4 separate regions of the Homo sapiens genome follow, and regions 1, 2 and 3 are each linked to region 4. The links are chromatin contacts, found by Hi-C or POLR2A ChIA-PET in ENCODE. All regions are on one chromosome and are shown on one strand. Each heading gives the region's core, a stretch centred on a gene start or an enhancer-like site at or near the end of the contact. The rest is flanking DNA. Distances are from core to core; before and after follow the strand shown. Region 1 overlaps LINC02387 (long intergenic non-protein coding RNA 2387). Region 2 overlaps LOC124902913 (a long non-coding RNA gene). Region 3 overlaps AMN1 (antagonist of mitotic exit network 1 homolog). Region 4 overlaps BICD1 (BICD cargo adaptor 1).

Region 1 (5,152 bases), core at 1,507-4,006, 910 kb after region 4:
ACTCAGTATTTCTCAAATATTAAGTTTCTGTCCATGTTTGCCCTCTGTGCCTCACAGCTTAGAGAATAGCTCCACCCAGTTACTCAAGCCAGAAACCTTGGGGTGTCCTAGTCATTCATCTAGTGCCACTGTCCTAAACGCTGGGGATACCAGAGACTACAAACAAGAATCCCTGTCCTCATTGAGCTTATGTTCCAGAGGAGGAAGACGGACATAAGCAGTCAGTTCCTACACCCAGGGACGCCAGCTCTGCAGCAGCGCTGCTGCCAGCCATTCAGCCTCTCCAGCACCTCAGTTCAATCCCCCCACCTGCCGCACCCGCCAGCTGGCCTTCCTCTGCTCTTTTACTCTCTTCAATCCATTCTCCCCACAGCAGTGATAACCTTCCTTCTTTTCTTTTCTTTTTTTTTTCTTTCTTTTTTTTCCCTTTCCTTTCTTTCAGATACAGTCTCACTCTGTCACCCAGGCTGGAGTGCAGCGGTGCCATCTTGGCTCACTGCAACCTCCTCCACCTCCCGGGTTCAGGCGATTCTCCTGCCTCAGCCTCCCGCATAGCTGGGATTACAAGCACCCACCACCATGCCCAGCTAATTTTTTTGTATTTTTAGGAGAACCAGGGTTTCACCATGTTGGCCAGGCTGGTCTCGAACTCCTGACCTCAGGTGATCCGCCCACCTCAGCCTCCCAAAATGCTGGGATTACAGGCGTGAGCCACTGAGCTGGGCCAGCAGTGTAATCTTTCTAAAGCCAAATCTTAACCGTTAGCCTCAAGCTTTAGGATCTTCATGCTTGCAGGATAAAGTCCACCCTTACAAACCTGGGTTAAAAGATGGTACAAGTTCTGGGCCCTGCTGGCCTCTCCACAGCACTGCTCACCCTCAGGCAGTGCTCTCTGTGCAGCCATACTGAGTTACAACCATGGTTCACTGCACCTGCCGTCCCCCAACTCCCTCCTGCCTCCCTGCCTGGTGAACTCCTGTCATTCTGTAGGTCTCAGCTTGGATGCTGTGACAGGGAGCCTCTAGAATGGCCCCCAGTGACCCCTATCTCCTAGTAATCCCTTTCCCTTGAGTGAGCTGGATTTACAGATGCAATTTTGAATAATAGAACCTTGTAGAAGGGATGAGTTGTCACTTCTGAGATTAGGTTATATAAAGACTGTCACTTCTTTCTAAGGGCTCTTTCTCACTTGGATGGTCCCCAGAAAGTCAGCTGCCATGTCACGAAGTGCCCTGTGAGAAGGACCTGTAAGGAGGGACGGAGGGAGGCCTCTAAATGACAGCCTTCGAGGAACTGAATCCTGCTGGTGACCATGTGAGGGAGCTTGGACTCCGGTCCCCCTGTGTTGAGCCTTCAGATGAGTTGGCAGCCCCAGCTGGTGGCATGACTGTAACGTCCTGAAACACCTTCAGCCAGAAAGCATTCAGCTAAACCACACCTGTATTTCTGACCCAAAGAAATTGTGAGATAATAAACATTTCTTCTCTTGAACTGCTATACCTTAAGCTAATTCGTTACACAGCAATAGATAACAAATACTACCTCTGGACCCCTGCCTGCCACCATACCAAATTCCATGCTCTGAGTTCTAGAGTCAGTGGTGTTTCCACCTGTCATGCCCAGCCCTTCACTGCTAGTATTATAATGAGGGCTTGCCCATATCTCTGCCCCCAGATGGCAGACTCTGTACAGGAAAGAAGGAAGGAGGAGTGGGAAGTCACCACTTTCTTTCTCAAGACTCTGAGTCTCTATTCTGCTGCTGGCCACATGTTTATACCCACAGTGTCAACAGCGCCTGGCCCCAAAGTGCAGCTGCAACTTCAGGAAGAGACTCAGGCCAGCCAGAGCCAAAGCTCTATGGCAGCCACCTTCCTCCACCTCCTTCTATTACACTTCCCTCCACCTCCCTCCATCTCCTCAGTCTTCTCAGCCAGCTTCCCCTGACCCTTGAGCACCAGGCAAGCATGCACACACACAGGCACATGCAGGCATGCACGCACGACACCAGGCCCACAGCCTCTCTTTACTCCAGAGGAGCTAGGTGGAGTCACTCCTCCCTCCTTTCACACACACCCTGGGGCCACGCTTTTGTGGCTTTTCTGAATGAAAGGGGAGGTGAGGTGGGGGTGGGGGAAGCCGTCTCTGCCTTTGAACTGCCCAGTTCCTCCACCTTTATTTCCAGCTAACCACCGAGTGCCTGCAAAAAAACAAAACAAAACAAACCAGAAAAACTAAAAAAGGAGCCCAAGTGTCTCTTGCTGCTTTCAGTTTCTGGAGAGCCAGCACACAGGTCACCCACTATCCCTGCCGAAACCCTGAGGTCTGAGGAAGGCCTCTTCACACTGCCTCTGGGCGCTGCCTTTGGCTTCCGGGAGCCCCCCATGCACTTCCCTGGAAACAGGTGGAGCTCTGTCCTGTGGCTCTGATTCACTCTCCTGTCCCTCGGTACACCATTGCGCCGTGTCCTCCTGCTGGCCCTTCTGTTACCCTGTACTTGCTGTACACTACCACGGTGGCCGGGGGCCTCAGCACCAGGAAAGCAACTTCCCCCGTGTCCTCCCCAACTCCTGAGTCCAATCCTTCAAGTCTATGGTGCCGAAGCAGGGGAAATGAATGTTGGAGAGACATGCCTGGGTCTGAACTCACCTCTATTGAAGGAAAACAAAGCTCACTAAGATTGCACCCTACGGTGTGTGCTTCTGTTCTCTCCACCTACCGTCAGCACTCTCAGCAGTTTTCCTCTTGGCTCTGCCTCCTGCAATTACTTTCTGCTCAGCTGCTTGCTGTTGCTAAGAAGGGTTATGCCCATCAACTGTGCTGTAGACATGCAGTATTGTGACGATGGGAGGGACATGGCTTGGAAGGTGGCTTTAATTTGAATTCTGCCATTTATGATATTTGGCCCTGGGTGTGTTACCTGATCGTCCTGTGCCTTATCCTCTGCGTCTGCTAATAGACCGTTTCCCAGGGTTGGGCAGAGATGAAATTAAATAAAACCACACACACTACAGTGCATGGAATGTACTAGGTGTTCAATAAATGTTTCCTTTTTTTTTTTTTTTGAGACTGAGTTTCGCTCTGTTGCCCAGGCTGGCGTGCAATGGCGCGATCTTGGCTCACCGCAACCTCCGCCTCCCGGGTTCAAGCGATTCGCCTGCCCCAGCCTCCTGAGTAGGTGGGATGACAGGCACGTGCCACTATGCCCAGCTAATTTTTGTATTTTTATTTTTAATTTTTTCGAGACAGAGTCTTGCTCTGTTGCCCAGGCTGGAGTGCAGTGGCGAGATCTTGGCTCACTGCAACCTCCACCTCCTGGGTTTTAAGCAATTCTCTGCCTCAGCCTTCTGAGTAGTTGGGATTACAGTCACGTGCCACCATGCCCAGCTAATTTTTTGTATTTTTAGTAGAGATGGGGTTTCACCATCTTGGCCAGGCTGGTCTTGAACTCCTGACCTCATGATCTACCTGCCTTGGCCTCCCAAAGTGCTGGGATTACAGGCATGAGCCACTGTGCGCGGCCAAATGTTTCTTGTCTTGTGTTTCAAAAGGACTTTAAGGCCAGGCACAGTGGTTCATGCCTGTAATACCAACCCTTTGGGAGGCTGAGGGAGGAGGACTGCTTGAAGCTAGGAATTTGAGACCAGCCTGGGCAACATAGCAAGACCCTGACTCAACAAAACTCTTAAAAAACCAAAAGCATTAGCCTGGCGTGGTAGCATGCACCTGTAGTCCCAACTTCTCTGGAGGCTGAAGTGGGAGGATCACTTGAGCTCAGGAGTTGGAGGCTGCACTGAGCTATGACTGCACCACTGAACTCCAGCCTGGGCAACAGAGTGAGACCCTGGTTCTAAAAATAAATAAATAAATAAATAAATAAATAAATAAATAAATAAGGACTTTTAACAACCCTTGTACTTTTTTATTGGAAATACGCATAGAAAGCAAAGAAGATTTTGAGGTCTAGCTGATAAAGGGCCACATTCAGTCTTTTATTGGTTTTTTGGTGAAGCAGGAAGACGTTGAGGGTGGTATGAGGATACTACTCTTTTATTGGTTTTTAATCTGACTTACCCTGCCGTGCTGAGTTAATGCTGTGGAAAACAGCTGCTCAAATGCCAGAGGAATGGATGTGCCTGAACCTGCCCCTGACTCCCAGGTGGTAAGGTGTTTTTCATGTTTGTGTTCAGGTCTCTGTGCCTTTGCTTTGGCCTCACCACGATGGAAGGGAAGTGCCCACATCGCAGGGAGCACACAGAATATGACGGCTAACATGCTACATCCAGCCTGCCATTATCCGCAGGGGTATGGCGTCATTGGATTCACATTTATCATTCAACTTCCAGATCAACAAAGCTTGTCTTCATAAATTAAGTGCATCCAAGTTTCTTTATATTGGCCACAGCAGACACAGAGGATCCGCAGCAAATCATGGATTTCAGTGGTCTTTTCAAATCAGTCAAGTTTAGGTCTAGTATGTGCTAGTGCCTAACTCTAAGCATAATAAGAAGAGGAGCCAAACACATTATGTTGAGATTTTTAGAAATTTAACTCAAGGTTGGGCGTGGTGGCTCACGCCTGTAATCCCAGCACTTTGGGAGGCCGAGGAGGGTAGATCACTTGAGGTCAGGAGTTGGACACCAGCCTTGGGCAACATGGTGAAACCCCATCTCTACTAAAAACTACAAAAATTAGTGTGGTGGCGGGTGCCTGTAATTCCAGCTACTTGGGAGGCTGAGGCAGGAGAATTGCTTGAATCCAGGAGGTGGAGGTTGCAGTGAGCCGAGATCACTCCAGCCTGGGCGACAAAGCAAGAATCTGTCTCAAAAAAAAAAAAAATTTAAATCAATTGTAGGAGTTTCTATACACACAGAAAATCCATTATTAAAATAGTTCAACTTTTTCTCTACAATGTGAAAAACTACCGTAGTTCTGTAAACCAAGGTTTAATCAAGAGCAGATCAAAATTGAGTTCTGAAGTCTACATACTAACTTCTTGATAACATAAACAGGAAGAGGTATAAAAGGCTATTTTGGGCTGGGCACAGTGGCTCACGCCTGTAATCCCAGCACTTTGGGAGGCTGAGGCGGGCGGATCACGAGGTCAGGAGATCAAGACCATCCTGGCTAACATGGTGAAACCCTGTCTCTACTA
Region 2 (5,620 bases), core at 2,850-5,349, 640 kb after region 4:
AGCCTCCCGAGTAGCTGGGACTACAGGCGCCCGCCACCATGCCTGGCTAATTTTTTGTATTTTTAGTAGAGACGGGGTTTCACCATGTTAGCCAGGATGGTCTTGATCTCCTGACCTCGTGATCCGCCCACCTCGGCCTCCCAAAGTGCTGGGATTACAGGCGTGAGCCACCGCTGCTGGCCCTGATGAGTATTATTGAAAGCTACAGTGGGCTGAGCCTGGTGGCTCACACCTATAATCCCAGCACTTTGGGAGGTTGAGGCAGGTGGATCACTTGAGTTCAGGAGTTAGAGACCAGCCTGGCCAACGTGGTGAAAACCTGTCTCTACTAAAAAAACAAAAATTGGCTAGGTGTGGTGGCGCACGCTTGTTGTTCCAGCGACTCAGGAGGCTAAGGCTAACCTGGGAGGTGGAGTTTGCAGTGAGCCGAGATGGCACCACTGCTTTTCAACCTGGGTGACAGAGCGAGACTCCCTCTCAAAAATAAATAAATAAAAGCTGCAGCTGTGTGTTTTGCCAGGGCTTCTACTTGTAATTCAACATCTATAGCCACTGCTTGAGGAGAGAAGACAGCCATAGAATAAAATCACCAAGAAGCCCACTTTTTCTGTCTATGACGGGCTGTCACTGTTTCCCAATTGGTGGGGAGGGAATCTAGATGTGTAAGGACACCTGGGAGATAAGGACAGTCTCAAGTGTATTGTCCAGTCCAACTGTAAGGTGGATATGGTCAACTGTGAGACTCACATGCTCATAACCATCCCCAAGGAGAGGAATGGGCACCCAATCTTAGAGATGTATTTTGCTGTCCTATCCACATCTGATCAGTTAAGGGGAGGGTTTGATTGCGTTGGTTGGGTGGCAGCCATCCATGTTATATATTTCAGCCTGGAGGCTGCTGTTTTCATGCCTCTCAAGGCATAAAGGTACTTTGCTTACTACTTGAATTTGGGTAGCCATTAACCAACTAAACTCATTATATATGGTGTAGCCTAAAGTAGGGATGTTATTGGGAGGCCAAGGCAGGTGGATCACCTGAGGTCGGGAGTTTGAGACAAGCCGGACCAACATGGAGAAACCCCGTCTCTACTAAAAATACAAAATTACCCAGGCGTGGTGGCACATGCCTGTAATCCCAGCTACTCAGGAGGCTGAGGCAGGAGAATCACTTGAACCGGGGAGGCAGAGGTTGCAGTGAGCCGAGATCACGCCACTGTACTCCAGCCTGGGCAACAAGAGCGAAACTCCATCTCAAAAAAAAAAAAAAAGTAGGGATGTTAATCATTTGTTTGTGGATTAACTGAAAAAGGCATTTCTTAGCTTCAGTGTAGAAAGAAAAGGAATAGTGACTGGTATCCCTTTGGTGCATTGGAGAAGGAAGATACTCATTTCTTTTTTGTGTGTGTGGTTTTTTTTTTTTGGAGACGGAGTCTGTCTCTGTCCCCCAGACTGGGGTGCAGTGGCGCGTAATCTCGGCTCACTTCAAATTCCACCTCCCGGGTTCAAGGGATTCTCCTGCCTCAGCATTCCGAGTAGCTGGGATTACAGGCACGTGCCATCACGCCCGGCTAATTTTTGTATTTTTAGTAGAGACGGGGTTTCCTCATGTTGGTAAGGCTGGTCTCAAACGCCTGGCCTCATGATCCGCCTGCCTCAGCCTCTCAAAGTGCTGGGATTACAGGCATGAGCCACCGCGCCCAGCTAAGGTGTGTTATTTCTTACAGACTACTTATAGAAGTGGCTCCAAAGGCTTAAATCAGCCTATTGAATATGCCAAAATAAGCCTGAGGTCGATGAAAGAGGTAACTCATGGCTTACCGAACAATTTGGTTTTGCAGGGGGAGAGAGTTTGTGCCCAATCTGCAAACAAATTAGTTTCAACTCTATAGCAAAACAAGCTTAATATTAAGGCCGGGCGTGGTGGCTCACGCCTGTAATCCCAGCACTTTGGGAGGCCGAGACGGGCAGATCACGAGGTCAGCAGATCGAGACCATCCTGGCTAACATGGTGAAACCCCGTCTCTACTAAAAATACAAAAAAAAAAAAAAAAAAAATTAGCCGGGTGTGGTGGCAGGCGCCTGTAGTCCCAGCTACTCGGGAGACTGAGGCAGGAGAATGGCGTGAACCCGGGAGGCGGAGCTTGCAGTGAGCTAAGATTGCGCCGCTGCACTCCAGCCTCGGCGACAGAGAGAGACTCCGTCTCAAAAAACGAAAAACAAAAAAAAAAACAGTAACTTCATTTTGTGAGTGGTACCCATTCACTGGATGGCTTTTTCTTGAAAAGAAGCTTTTTTTTTTTTTTTTTTTTTTTAAGATGGAGTCTCACTCCTGTTTCCTAGGCTGGAGTGCAGTGGTGCGATCTCAGCTCACTGCAACCTCCGCCTCCCAGGTTCAAGTGATTCTCCTGCCTCAGCTTCCTGAGTAGCTGGGATTACAGGCGCCCGCCACCACACCTGGCTAATTTTTGTATTTTTAGTAGAGACAGGGTTTCACCATGTTGGCCAGGTTGGTCTCTAATTCCTAACCTCAGGTGATCCGCCCCCTTCGGCCTCCCAAAGTGCTGGGATTACAGGTGTGAGCCACTGCGCCTGGCCTGAAGAGAAGCTGTTGATCCTTTATTGGCTCACAGGAGTGTTCCAGAACAGCGGCCCCTGTGTGAGATGCCTGTGGCATGTAGCTCCAGGAGAGACAGGTTTAATTCCGGATAAGTGTACCCAACTGCATACTGATATTCACAAAGTGCCTTTTGTACCTGTCGAAAATTAATATATTTTTGCAATTGGTGGCTGTTTTCATGTATTAGAAAATCTGCAGTCAAGAAAGGCCTGCTGCCCCGGCACAGTGGCTCACGCCTGTAATCCTAGCACTCTGGGAGGCTGAGATGGGTGGATCACCTGAGGTCAGAAGTTCAAGACCAGCCTGGCCAACATAGTGAAACCCTGTCTCTACTAAAAATACAAAAATTAGCTGGGCATGGTGGCACAGGCCTGTAGTCCCAGCTATTCAGGAGGCTGAGGCAGGAGAATCACTTGAACCTGAGAGGCAGAGGTTGCAGTGAGCCGAGATTGCACCACTGAGCTCCAGCTGGGGCGACAGAGTGAGACTCTGTCTAAGAAAAAAAAAAAAGGAAGAGAAGAAAGAAAGAAAGAAAGAGAAAGAAAAAAGAAAGAGAGGAAGGAGGGAGGGAAGGAAAGAAATATTTGAAAATTGTGAAATGAAATTAAACATTTGATTATCCATTTTAATTCTCTGGAAATGGAAATCCCCATAACATGTAAACTCACATAGAGTATATAAATCCAACTTTTTCACTTGATTTTCAGAAATACTGTGCATATGTGCAAAAGTAAAGGCATGGTCTGGCCGGGCACGGTGGCCCATGCCTGTAATCCCAGCACTTTGGGAGGCAGAGGCGGGTGGATCACTTGAAGTCTGGAGTTCAAGACCAGCCTGGCCAATATGGTGAAACCTCGTCTCTACCAAAAATACAAAAATTAGCCGGGCTTGATGGTGGGCGCCTGTAGTCCTACCTACTCCGGAGGCTGAGGCAGGAGAATTGCTTGAACCTCGGAGACGGAGGTTGCAGTGAGCCGAAATCGCCACTGCACTCCAGCCTGGGCGACAGAGCAAGACTCTGTCTCAACCAGCCAACCAACCAACCAACTAACCAACCAACCAACCAACCAACCAAAGAATAAAGGCATGGCTGGCACAAAGCCAGGAAGCACGCCTGGCCGGGTGGCTCCCCACATTGGCCACCAGGGGGCACCATCATCTCATAACTGTCTGGCTCTGGGACCTACACATGCGAGAGAGGAATTTTTTAGTGCGGTTTGAGAAGGAATAAGCAACCTGCTGTTTAATGTGTTCATTCAATGGGTCTTTTACAAATTGCTATTTGTAACCTAGAGCGTGCCAGTTATTTAGGATATAATTAGGTTTTTGCTGTTTCACTAACATACCTCACATACCTCGTATAAATGCTTTTTTTTTTTTTAACACACCTCTATACTAAAGAGGAAAATGCTTTTAAATGTAATCTTGAGGTTAATTGACTCTCACTTCTCCTTTCTCTGAAGGGCCTGCAGAACTCTTTCAGTTCTGACGTGGCCCCAGTAGTTTTTTGGTTTTATTTTTTTGAGATAGGGACTCTCTCACCCAGGCTGGGGTACAGTGGCACGATCATAGCTCACTGCAGCCTCTGCCTCCCAGGCTCAAGTGATCCTCCCTCCTCAGCCTCTTGAGTAGCTGGGGCTAAAGGCATGCGCCATCACGCCCAGCTAAGCTTTGTTTGTTTGTTTTTTGTTTGTTTGTTTGTTTGTTTGTTTTAGAGACAGGGTTTCACTATGTAGCCCAGGCTGATCTTGAACTTCTGAGCTCAAGCAATCGGTCCACCTTGGCCTCTCGAAGTGCTGGGATTACAGGCGTGAGCCACCTGGTCGTTTTTTGTTTTTTTTTTTTTTGAGATAGAGTCTCACCCTGTCGCCCAGGCTGGGGTGCAATGGTGAGATCTCGTCTGACTACAATCTCTACCTACTGGGTTCAAATGATTCTCCTGCCTCAGCCTCCCGAGTAGCTGGGATTACAGGTGCCTGCCACCATGCCCAGCTATTTTTTTTGTATTTTTAGTACAGACGGGGTTTCACCATGTTGGCCAGGCTGGTCTTGAACTCCTGACCTCGTGATCCGCCCGCCTCAGCCTCCCAAAGTGCTGGGATTACGGCGTGAGCCACCACGCCTGGTTACCACCTAGTAGTTTTTATCTGGTGACATCTCATCTCTTTGAAATCTGAAACACCAAATCTAAGTAAGAATCTGACTTTAGATTTTGATGTCTTTAAATTAGATAAACTAGCTGGACGCGGTAGTTCAAGCCTATGATCGCAGCACTTTGGGAGGCCAAAGTGAGAGGATCGCTTGAGTCCAGGAGTTCAAGACCAGCATGGGCAACATGACAAAACCCCTCTCAATAAATAAAATAAAAATAAAAGAATACAAATAAATAACTAAATTAGGTAAACTGTTGCACTTAATATTTATCTGAGCCAGTGGTGTTTATGTCAAGATGGGGTCAGATTCTAGACTAAATCAAACTCTCAGACAAGAAAATGGCCTCTTGCCCTGTCATGCTCTCTGTCATGTTATGCTGCGGTAAGAAGGCCCTCACCAGATGCAGCCCAACAGCTGTGGACTTTCAAACCTCCAGAACTGTAAGAAATACGTTTATTTTTAAAATAAATTTAAAAGGCTGGGCATGGTGGCTCATGCCTGTAATCCCAGCACTTTGGGAGGCCGAGGTGGGTGGATCACCTGAGGTTAGGAGTTTGAGACCAGCCTGGCCAACATGGTGAAGCCCCATCTCTACTAAAAATACAAAAATCAGCCAGGCGGGGTGGCACGAAGCCTGTAATCCCAGCTACTCGGGAGGCTGAGGCAGGAGAATCGCTTGAACCTGGGAGGCAGAGGTTGAAGTGAGCCAAGATTGTGCCGTTGCACTCCAGCCTAGGCGACAGCAAGACTTTGTTTTTTTGTTTTTTGTTTTTCAAAAAAAGAAAGAAAGAAATCTCCAGCATGGGGAACATTATGAAACCCTGTCTACAAAAACTGCAGGAAAAAAAA
Region 3 (5,517 bases), core at 406-2,905, 590 kb after region 4:
CACAGTGGCAGCTACGAGGCTTCCAAAATTCACTTGAAAGCTAAAGCTTTATCACTGACAACAAATTCTGTCATTTGTTTTCTTTGAAATGACAGCCTCATTTCTTCTATTTTCATGAAATAGTCTGCCAAGTACTCAAATAAGAATAACCTTACACTGTAGTCATTGTATTAGTCCGTTTTCACACTGCTGATACAGACATACCCAAGACTGGGTAACTTATAAAGAAAAAGAGGTTTAATGGACTCACAGTTCCACGTGGCTGGGGAAGCCTCACAATCATGGCTGAAGGCGAAAGGCACGTCTTACAGGGTGGCAGGCAAGAGAGAATGAGAGCCAAGAGAAGGGGTTTCCCCTTTTAAAACCATCAGATCTCATGAGACTTATTTACTATCATAAGAACAGCACAGGAAAGACTTGCCCCCATGATTCAATTACCTCCCACCGGGTCCCTCTCACGACACATGGGAATTGTGGGAGCTACAATTCAAGATGAGATTTGGGTGGCGACACAGTCAAACCATATCAATCATTCTTTTAAAAAGTAAAAATGGTGTTCCATGAGAAAAGTAACTAGTTCAGTTCACAACCCTGAAAGGGTCTCAGACTACAGAATATGCAGACTACACTTTGGGAACCACTGCTTTATGGTAAAGAAAAATTATCAGTCAACTTCAACATTTGCAGCAAGAATAGCATATCATTTTCTGGCCAGGTGTGGTAGCTCACGCCTGTAGTCCTGCACTTTGGGAGGCCAAGGCAGGCAGATCACTTGAGATTAGGAGTTTGAGACCAGCCTGGCCAATATGGTGAAACCCCCTCTCTACTAAAAATACAAAAATTAGCTGGGCATGGTGGCGCACGCCTGTAATCCCAGCTACTCTGATGGCTGACGCATGAGGATCACTTGAGCCTGGGGGGCAGAGGTTGCAATTAGCCAAGATTGTGCCACTGCACTCCAGCCTGAGTGACAAGGTGAGACACTGTCTCAAAAAAAAAAAAAAAAAGAATAGCATACCCCTTTCAAATCACTTCTTATATTTTTGTGTGGCTGCCAGAAGTAGTGGAAGTAGACATTGAAATGGCAGGAGTTCAAAATATTTGGAATAAAAATATTTTTGATCTGGAAGATCACAGTTGGTAAATGCTGGACTAGGTGTTACCGTTACATGATCTAAAAATGACCTTTGGGGCCCTGTGTTGTTTACTTCTTCACAGCAACCAGGACTGTTAGCTCAAAAGCCCATCATCACCAAATCAAATGTTTACACATCCAATTGTTTAAGTATAGCCTAAATAACCAAATTATTAGCCATCTATCTAGAGCCCACCTGCTTTACATACCCTGCAAACTACACTCAACGTCTACTATCCATAGATAAAAACCCCAGGCTATAAAAGACCCCAAATCACTGCTGCCCTTTGGAGCTCTGTAACCCAGAGACACCCCCCCACCCGCCCCGCCGATCTTGCTGCTAAACAACGTCATGACACATACACCCTCTCTCTAGTCCTCCAGGAATTCTCTTACCCTCCCCCTTCTGAGTAGTGGCCGCCCTACACTGTCGCTGCCTTTGGAAGGTCTCATGCTGTGAGGGACTTCCCGGCATACAAACCTGTCAAAGCGCTGTCCAAAGAGAGCTTGTTGTGTCCCACTGCCACCTTGTGGTCACATCTTTTTCTTTGTTCTGCCCTGAAATCCTTCAGATTCACTGCAGTTACATGGTGTGCCATAACATAAAACAAAAAGTGTTTATATGTCCAAAAAGTTTGTGAAGGGCAACATGCCACTATTATGAATGTTAATTTGTCAAAGGCTCTGAGAAATACTATAGCTAAGAAACTGTTTAACTTCGTTTGTCCAAGCATTTCCAAATTTCTAGCACAGAACACTTTTTTGATTACCCTAGCCAACTCCATCACATTTTAAAATGTTATTTTTCTGATCCCTGATTTCACAGAATAGGAAAGTGAGATATTGAAATGTTATTTGTGTCAGGGTGCGGTGGCTCATGCCTGTAATCCCAGCACTTTGGGAGGCCAAGGTGGGTGGATCGCTTGAATGCAGGAGTTTGACACCAGCCTGGGCAACATAGAGAAACCCTGCTTCTATAAAAAATTGTTTTAATTAGCTGGGCATGGTGGTGCACACCTATAGTCCCAGCTACTCGGGAGGCTGAGGTGGGAGGATCGCTTGAGGCCCCAGGGGTTTGAAATCAGCCTGCACAACATTAACTGAGACTTGCTGTCTAATAAAATAATAATAGTGCTAAGACTAAAACTAAAATCTTAAGATACAGTAAAACGAACGCTGATCCCATCCACGCCATCTCTCCAGAACATCGAATAAATCACTTAACTCTTATGGATCTCGACTTTGCCTTGTGCATAATGGCCAATTATCATAACATTGAGAGATCTAATATTAATAATAATGCAAGAGGCCGGGCATGGTGGCTCACGCCTGTAATCCCAGAACTTTGGGAGGCCGAGGCAGGTGGATCACCTGAGGTCAGGACTATGAGACCAGCCTGACCAACATGGTGAAACCCTGTCTCTACTAAAAATACAAAAATTAGCCAGGCATGATGATGTATGCCTGTAATTCCAGCTACTCAGGAGGCTAAGGCAGGAGAATTGCTTGAACGCAGGAGGCAGAGGTTGCAGTGAGCCAAGGTCATGCCACTATACTCCAGCCTGAGCAACAAGAGCGAAACTTCGTCTCAAAAAAAATAAATAAAAATAATAATGCAAGAGTTCATACAATATATTCTACCTTGAGTCATCACATCAAAAAAAATAAATTTTTTAAATAGTTCATATAAAATGGCTTTTATTAATAAACTAAAGAGAAAAAAGCTGAAGAAATTTTAACTACCCAGATCACTTCTACTCTTCCCACTTAACCATCAGTACCCCTAAATCTTCTATAATGATATATTTTTGCTAACATCATTGAATGGAAGTAAAGTGGGCTAACATGTTCACCTTATATTTGATTTTTAATTTCTTCTTTTTCCAAGGAAGATAAATGCTGGTTGTGTTTGTGGGGGTTTTTTGTTTGATACATGGAAGGCCTTTCTTCTTTCGTGACACCTTATATAACATGATTCCTCTTATATATTCATATGGTTGCTCACATATGAGTATTTAAGACCATAAAATTTATATTATATAGAAAGTATTTACTATACTTGCATATGCATGTGCAATTATAATATTGTTACCCTCAAAGCAACCTGACTCCCAGATTAGCACTGCTCACTGTAATTTCCCATCAGATCTCCTGAATTAACCTATTTTCTCGACTATGTTTCTAAGTATTTATAAAATTTCTTAACCTTAGTTAGAATAAAACATAACTTCACATTATGAATTAGGACTTGAAACTGTTAGAAGTACTCTGAGTTGGTTTCTGCAGAAGAGATAAAAACTAAGCTGCTATTAGAAATATGAAAATTATGGTTTTGGCTGTGTATGGTGGCTCACGCCTGTAATCCCAGCCCTGTGGGGGGGCCGAGGCAGGCGGATCACCTGAGGTCAGGAGTTTGAGACCAGCTTGGCCAACATGGTGAAACCCCGTCTCTACTAAAAATACAGAAATGAGTCGGGCGTGGTGACGGGTGCCTATAATCCCAGGTATTTGGGAGGCTGAGACAGGAGAATTGCTTGAACCCGGGAGGCGGAGGTTGCAGTGAGCCAAGATCACACCACTACACTCCAGCCTGGGCAACAAAGAGCAAAACTCCATCTCAAAAGAAAAGAAAAGAAAAGAAAATTATAGTTTTATAGATGTTACAACAGCATGAAAATAATTTTTAAACTTACTAAATCTTTTTTTTTTTTTTGAGATGGAGTTTCACTCTTTGTTGCCGCCTGGAGTGTAGTGGTGCGATCTTGGTTCACTGCAACCTCCACCTCCCGGGTGCAAGCGATTCTCCTGTCTCAGCCTCCTGAGTTGGGATCACAAGCGGGTGCCACCACACCCGGCTAATTTTTTGTATTTTTAGTAGAGACAGGGTTTCACCATTTTGGCCAGCCTAGTCTCGAACTCCTGACCTCAGGTGATCTGCCCACCTCAGCCTCCCAAAGTACTGAGATTACAGGTGTGAGCCACCAAGCCTGTCCTAAAACTTACTAAAGCATTTTAATTCAATTAGGTCTTCAATGATTATCAGTAAGTTCACCTCACATACCTTTGCTAATCTCCTACAGCAGACATGCATTGCCGTTTCTCATAGTTATCTAAGCATGTTTGACAGTATTCAAAGACATGGAGGATTTTAGAAGGGCAATAAAGCAGTTAGAGAGTCCTTATGTTTTACCCTGAGAGGCAGGAGAATCCAACAGGAAATCTGCCGCTTTCAATTTAGTCGACTTGAATTTTAATCTTATCTGAGGATTTGTTTTAACCTGATTTAAAGGCAAGTTCTTTTTTTTGAAATGGAGTCTCACTCTGTTGCCCAGGCTGGAGTGCAGTGGCACCATCTCAGTTTACTGCAACCTCCGCCTCCCAGGTTCAAGCGATTCTCCTGCCTCAGCCTCCTGAATAGCTGGGATTAAAGGTGTGTGCCACCATGCCTGGCTAATTTTTTTGTATTTTTTTAGTAGAGATAGGGTTTCACCATGTTGACCAGGCTGGTCTTGAACTCCTGACCTCAGGTGAGCCACCTGCCTCGGCCTCCCAAAGTGCTGGGATTACAGGTGTGAGCCACCACACCCAGCCAGCAAGTTCTTTACTTAGATTCTGGATAATGTAGATGTCAGGATTTACCACAAAGAGCCAAAACAGTATTTTAAATTTTTATTTATTTATTTATTTATAAATAGAGACGGGGTTTCGCCATGTTGGTCAGACTGTCTCGAACTCTTGGGCTCAAGAGATCCACCCACGTTGGCCTCTCAAAGTGCTGGGATTACAGGCGTGAGCTGCCATGCCCAGCCAAAACAGTATTTTAAGACCCAAGTGGTTTGCTTCAGGGTTTCCCTTTAATTAAAGCTGGTTCCTTGCTTAAAGGAGAACTCATTTTTTTATTTCATATTTGTCTTAATCCTGTATTATTCTGTTTCCTCATTATTCATTCATTCATTACTAATCCTACATGACATGTTTATTTTTGCCAGATCACTGTAATGAAACATTAGGACTTTGATCATTATTTGTAAAAATGTGTTCAGCCATACTTTTTTCACTGTGTGTTCTCTAAAAATGTCTAAATTACATTTCCTTTGAACATTTGAAAAAAATACTTTGTTAAAAGTTTGTATTCTTTGGCCGGGCACGGTGGTGGCTCACGCCTGTAATCCCAGCACTTTGGGAGGCCAAGGTGGGCGGATCATAAGGTCAGGAGTTCGAGACCAGCCTGGCCAATATGGTGAAACCCCATCTCTACTAAAAATACAAAAATTAGCCGGGTGTGGTGGTGGGCACCTGTAGTCCCAGCTACTCGGGAGACTGAGGCAGGAGAGTCACTTGAACCCAGGAGACGGAGGTTGCAGTGAGCTGAGATGACACCA
Region 4 (4,941 bases), core at 213-2,712:
TGTTCCACATCAGTCTACTTCCCATCCTCACTCCCAAACCACTGTTCCTAGTATCTTATCTATCCCGCCAGGGTTCCTTTATACCTTACTTATTTTCAAACTTTATTTATAGAGCCAGCTTATGCCTACATGAAAACCAACATAGTTAGCATAATTTTATAATGAACGAATCACTACAAAGGTATTTTATTTATACGTGTAATTTACAACTTGATTTGCAAATCAAGGGATTAAAAGTTAATCCCTCAGGGGACTGAAATATGAGTGTGTGTATATATCATATATCTAATGATAAACATATAGATCACTAGAATGTGTATCTCATATGGCGATCTTCAATTACAAGCATGAATTTATTTTTAATAAGCACTTACACAATGTTTACAATGTGCCAAGACTATTACAAGCACATTGTTTTAGAAATATAAAACTCTTTTAACCTTTTAGCCTACATAGCAATCCTGTGAGTTGGACACCATTATTAGTCCCATTTTACAGCTTGGCCAACTGAGGCAAGGGAGGTTATGTAATAATTTGCCAAAAGTTTTAGAATAAAATAAGTGGTATCAGGAGTCAAACTCAGACTGTCTAGTTCTAGAACATATGTTCTTAACCACTATGCTTTGCTACTTCTAAAAATGCCTTATTAACGTGATTTGTTGTTGGAATGGGGTGGCTAATGCTAATCAGATTATTGTTATCTCTGTCTTTAGGTCATAGTTTCCCTTTCTGTGTAAAATAACAAATTAATATAAATATAAATATAAACGCCTCAGTAAAGTGGCCTCAGATTATGATTTAGTGGATACTATTTCTGAAAAATATATTGCTTTATTATTTTCAAGATGACTTCCTACAAATTCTTCAGAACTGATTCTGGAGCTAATGGTAGCAATAGCTGCTCACATTTTGAATATTCATTGCCTTTTAAATAACTTTCATAAGTAGAAAACCTGGTTACTGAAACAGAGCAATATCTGTGACCCTGACTATCAAAATGTGTTTCCAGAATCTTTCCTGTTCTGTATTCCATGACTGTGAGTACAATAGGGTAACTAATATAGAATTTCAGTTCTGATGTTCTTATTAAAGTTACAGACTTCGAGGTATTGATCTGTCTTAAGTTGGCTGCCACGCTGATTTTCTACAATCATATTAGAAGTCTAGAAAACTCAAAGATGTGTTTTTAAGTAACTATATGTTAAATGTGATCAATTTTTTTCTACCTCTTACAATCTACATTAAAGTGTCGAAAAGAACTCTTCTTACCAAGGTCCCCCACGAAACCCTGCCTTCAAGCCTAAAAGAGCCTGAAGGCTGAAGAACTGGACTGCTGGTCCCGGATAAAGCCTGCCCTTTCTCAGCTGATTCTCTCTGAATAATGCCCACCTGCACACTGGGGGAAGAGGGTGGAGCCAAGAGAAGTTTACGCTTGTTCAGCGGGGAGGAGCCTGGCCTCTTCAGTTCCTGTGTGGTGGCCTGGTGTTCAGTCTGTGAGGTGGAGGGCCTGTTGGCAAGACTCCCTCTCGCTTTGCTGAGAGTTCTTTTTCCTTTTTCCTTTTCACCCAATAAATTCTGCCCCTCACCCTTCTATGTGTCCCTGAGCCTAATCTTTTCCGGTTGTGTGACAAGAACCCGGTTTTAGCTGAACTAAGGAGAAAGTTCTGCAACAATGATAAGGATGAAATGGACTAGCTAGTGATTTCTACTATGTTATTTAAAGTCTGAAACTGCCTTGAGGCACCCTCTACTAGCTGATCATTATTACTGAAATTTAGACACCGCTTGGTACGTGGTTTAATCATCCAGTTTCAGCAATGTGACGGGGGTATAATGGCTTTTCTGTACACTTGTATCTTGGCTTCCCTGAAAACAGATATCATGCATGCATCTTGGTGGTTCACACCCAAACACAGAGCACATCCAGTGAGCCTGAGGAAAGGCGCTGCTTGCAGGAGTCTCAGCCCCCTCTGTGTCTGCTGGTACTTGCTTTCTCCCGCTGTACCTTATCCTCCAGTTTATACTCTACCAGTATACCCTTTGGAATCTTGTGAGTCTTTTCAATGATCTGACTCTGTGTCACTACTCCAATTTCAGTAAAAGCAAACAAAAACAGAAATCGAGGCTATGAGAGTAGAGTGCAATAATGATGAATTCTGGCAGCCACCCAGGAAGACACCATTGAAAAGACAAGGTCCTGCCTCCCTTACGTCTTGCACACTCATGATGCTGAGCCTGTCAGTGACCAAAAATCAGACTACACAAGTCAGCCAAAAGTGAAACAGAGGTGTCAAGCATATGAACTGCATCTGAAAGTTTTTGCCTTCCTAAGAATATTCTTAGGCCTCTTCTTCACACACTCCAGAGCAATGAGAAACATTTGGAATTGAATTTTCCTATAAACTATATCTTTGCAGATAGACTTTTAAAACCAAATAAAGTCCTGTGGGTTTTTCTTTTCTTTCTTTTATACGAACATAACAACTGCTTCACTGTCATTACTTATTTTCCAATCTAAACCCTCCACAAGAGTCTAGAACACCATGTGACTCAAAATAAACTTTTCAATCAATTACAAGGCCATTGAAATGGAAAATCTTGATTTTTAAAAATGTTTTAATATGTTTCCTTAACCACATTGTGGCAGGCCAGGTCTCACTAGTAGCTGAGATTACAGGTGCACGTCACCACGCCCAGCTAACTTTTTGGTATTTTTAGTAGAGACAGGGTTTCACCATGTTGGCCAGACTGGAATAAACAAGTTTTATTGTCAGTCTGAAGAAATTCCCCAGGCCTCCACACACAAGTTTATTGGAGGTCTGAAGGAACTCCCCAAACCTCTGTGATTTAGCAGGAGACAAGATAAGGGTAATCACCCTAGCACCTGGACCCATTTAGATTAAGTAAATTTACTGAGGCTCCAGAGAAAGGTCTTCAGGACTCAGATCTTAGTTATAGATTAAAAGAAGTTAATCACTTATGTCTTTAGATGAATGCACACTTATATGTAGACATACAGCTTGGAAGGTTTATAAGCTCTGGAAAACTTTGTAATTTTGAGTTGGTGTGGTGACAATTTCTAGGCCTTCTCCCTGTAACCAAATGCAAAAATAAAACCTCTCTTCCCCAGTTTGTCTGCATCTCATTATTGGGCCAGGAGAAGTAGCAGCCTGACCCTCAGTTTTGTCCAGGAGCAACATGTATATGATTTATACATTGAAAAGAAATTTCTCAGTCATAAAAGAAATAGTGAAAGAACATTATGATTTAACAATATATAACTAATATGTAATATTAGTGGTTGGGAATTAAATATGGCATAAGTAGTTAAATAAAAAGTAACTTGTAGTACATGTTTTACTACAATAATGGGTAAACTGAGGCCCAGAGAGATTAAGGAAACAGGTAGATCATAGAGCTAAGAAATGAGAGATGTAGGTTTTGACCCAGGAACCCTTAAGTATGAGCTCCTTTCACTAAGACACCTTGACATTGTCTCTTGGCTTCAGGCAGTAAGTAAAAGAAAAACAGATGGAAAGGAAACAATAAAATATGCAAAGAGAAAATGAAGAATTCTCTGAAAATTATCAACTTTAAATCGAGATCCAGGCAATAGGATTAAAATACTGAGCACAAAGTTTGAGGAGGGTCACCCAGGAGGACTCCAAAAAGATGGGGTTAGTGCTCTGAAGCAGCGAGGTTTGAGGATTGTTTATACAGGCACGGTATGGGGAAGCTTAACAGGATGACAGCATTTTCCACACAAGGTTAGTGCACAGTCGCAGCAATCTGACTGGTTTTAGGCAGTGATTCCTTGGGGGAAGGGAGTATTTAACATTCCACATTAAGGATGTAATAATCAAGGGATCTTTTATCTCAAGTGCTATCTGGTCTGGGCCAGGAACAATAAAATAGGAAGGAAGTTAATCTATAACAAAAGGTCAGTAATTAAGGTCATGGTCTGTCACTCCCCACTCAGTCTCCCAGTCAACCTTCTTCAGGGCCTAACATCTTTCAGAAGCCCCAAATAGACGAACTGTGCATTTTCTTTCACAAAATCAAAGAGATAAGCGCCTCATTTTGGGGGCCTCCAAACTGGGGAGAGGGCTGGAAGCACTGTGGAAACAGAACTAAGGGGCCATAGCCTCCAGCTCTGAGCGAAGTCTCATCTGGTTCAAAGAAAGGACACTAATTCAGGGAGAAAATGGAGTGTTTGTAGGATGAGAACATGCTTTCTTTCCTTGGAGACTAAGTTCCACATAGGGGCTCCAAGTCTGGCTCCCTTCCCCCAGCCCTGGGAAAGAATTTTGGAAAGTGTGAGCATCTTCTTTTGGTGCCTAATTGCCTGGGGGTCATACAGCCTGGAGCTGCTCTGTTGAGGACAGCGCATGGTGGCTTCCGGCTGGCCAGCGGCTGCTCTCTATGTTGTTCCTTGAAGACCCCACTGAACACACTTCACACACAGGGTCCCTTTCAGTTTGCAGAGAAGAGAAGCCTTTATACGGAGCAAGGTCCCATCAGAAGGCCTTTCAAAGATATACAAAGGCCAATGATGTATTTTTGCCTGCCCTGAATTTCAATTAGCATCTTAGGCAATAAACCTGAAAATGACTAATTGAGAAAATGTCTGTGTTTAGTTTGTGGGTCAAGGCCAATGAAATATTATAAAATACATATTCAGAATCAATACCAGCCAAATGAATTCAGTGTGTATGGGTGGTGTTTCACTTTTTAAAAAATCTTATCATAGTTTTACGTAAAAACTTGTAATAATTGCCTTTTTGTCTTACCTGTTTAACATTTTAGTGACTTGAATAATGAGATTAAAACAAGTTCTTATTCACCATTTAATTAATCAAAGTATGTGTGAGATATCTTTAATTCTTCAGTGGTACCTCACTTAATCAGTTCCACCCATAACAAACTTTTTCTTCTTTTACT

The links. Hi-C counts contacts between places; a loop is a spot of excess contacts on that map. ChIA-PET counts read pairs that join two places held with the same protein, here RNA polymerase II (POLR2A). Pooled maps may share reads with other maps.
Region 1: a pooled map shows a loop between it and region 4 (2.3-fold over the local background). The contact joins two enhancer-like sites. A Hi-C loop is called at or near these places in 2 of 50 pooled maps. POLR2A ChIA-PET finds 5 or more read pairs at or near these places in 2 of 52 experiments (activated T-cell and naive thymus-derived CD4-positive, alpha-beta T cell).
Region 2: a loop to region 4 is called in a map with no recorded cell type, with 4 times the contacts of the local background. The contact joins two enhancer-like sites. A Hi-C loop is called at or near these places in 1 of 37 single-sample maps with no recorded cell type and 2 of 50 pooled maps. POLR2A ChIA-PET finds 5 or more read pairs at or near these places in 2 of 52 experiments (OCI-LY7 and PC-9).
Region 3: a pooled map shows a loop between it and region 4 (4-fold over the local background). The contact joins two enhancer-like sites. A Hi-C loop is called at or near these places in 3 of 37 single-sample maps with no recorded cell type and 7 of 50 pooled maps. POLR2A ChIA-PET finds 5 or more read pairs at or near these places in 2 of 52 experiments (activated B cell and activated CD4-positive, alpha-beta T cell).

What each region holds. Positions count from the first base shown.
Region 1 is chr12:31,359,820-31,364,971 of GRCh38, reverse strand. LINC02387 (long intergenic non-protein coding RNA 2387) reads left to right here. Exons shown (of 2, transcript NR_146469.1): 2 at 1,177-1,491. Among named protein-coding and RNA genes, the nearest start is that of LINC02387, 6.9 kb to the left of the region's middle. RefSeq lists an enhancer at 1-453. Within about 2 kb of position 2,756, at least 7 of the 41 ENCODE cell types and tissues checked have a DNase peak (open chromatin) inside an H3K27ac peak, as active enhancers do.
Region 2 is chr12:31,634,975-31,640,594 of GRCh38, reverse strand. All of the region lies in intron 1 of LOC124902913 (a long non-coding RNA gene), which reads left to right. Among named protein-coding and RNA genes, the nearest start is that of ETFBKMT, 22 kb to the left of the region's middle. Within about 2 kb of position 4,099, at least 4 of the 41 ENCODE cell types and tissues checked have a DNase peak (open chromatin) inside an H3K27ac peak, as active enhancers do; they include OCI-LY7, where a contact is called at or near this core.
Region 3 is chr12:31,678,454-31,683,970 of GRCh38, reverse strand. All of the region lies in intron 6 of AMN1 (antagonist of mitotic exit network 1 homolog), which reads left to right. Among named protein-coding and RNA genes, the nearest start is that of ETFBKMT, 22 kb to the right of the region's middle. RefSeq lists a silencer at 1,435-1,524. Within about 2 kb of position 1,655, at least 4 of the 41 ENCODE cell types and tissues checked have a DNase peak (open chromatin) inside an H3K27ac peak, as active enhancers do.
Region 4 is chr12:32,270,437-32,275,377 of GRCh38, reverse strand. All of the region lies in intron 2 of BICD1 (BICD cargo adaptor 1), which reads right to left. Among named protein-coding and RNA genes, the nearest start is that of FGD4, 130 kb to the left of the region's middle. RefSeq lists a silencer at 3,716-3,916. Within about 2 kb of position 1,462, at least 10 of the 41 ENCODE cell types and tissues checked have a DNase peak (open chromatin) inside an H3K27ac peak, as active enhancers do; they include OCI-LY7, where a contact is called at or near this core.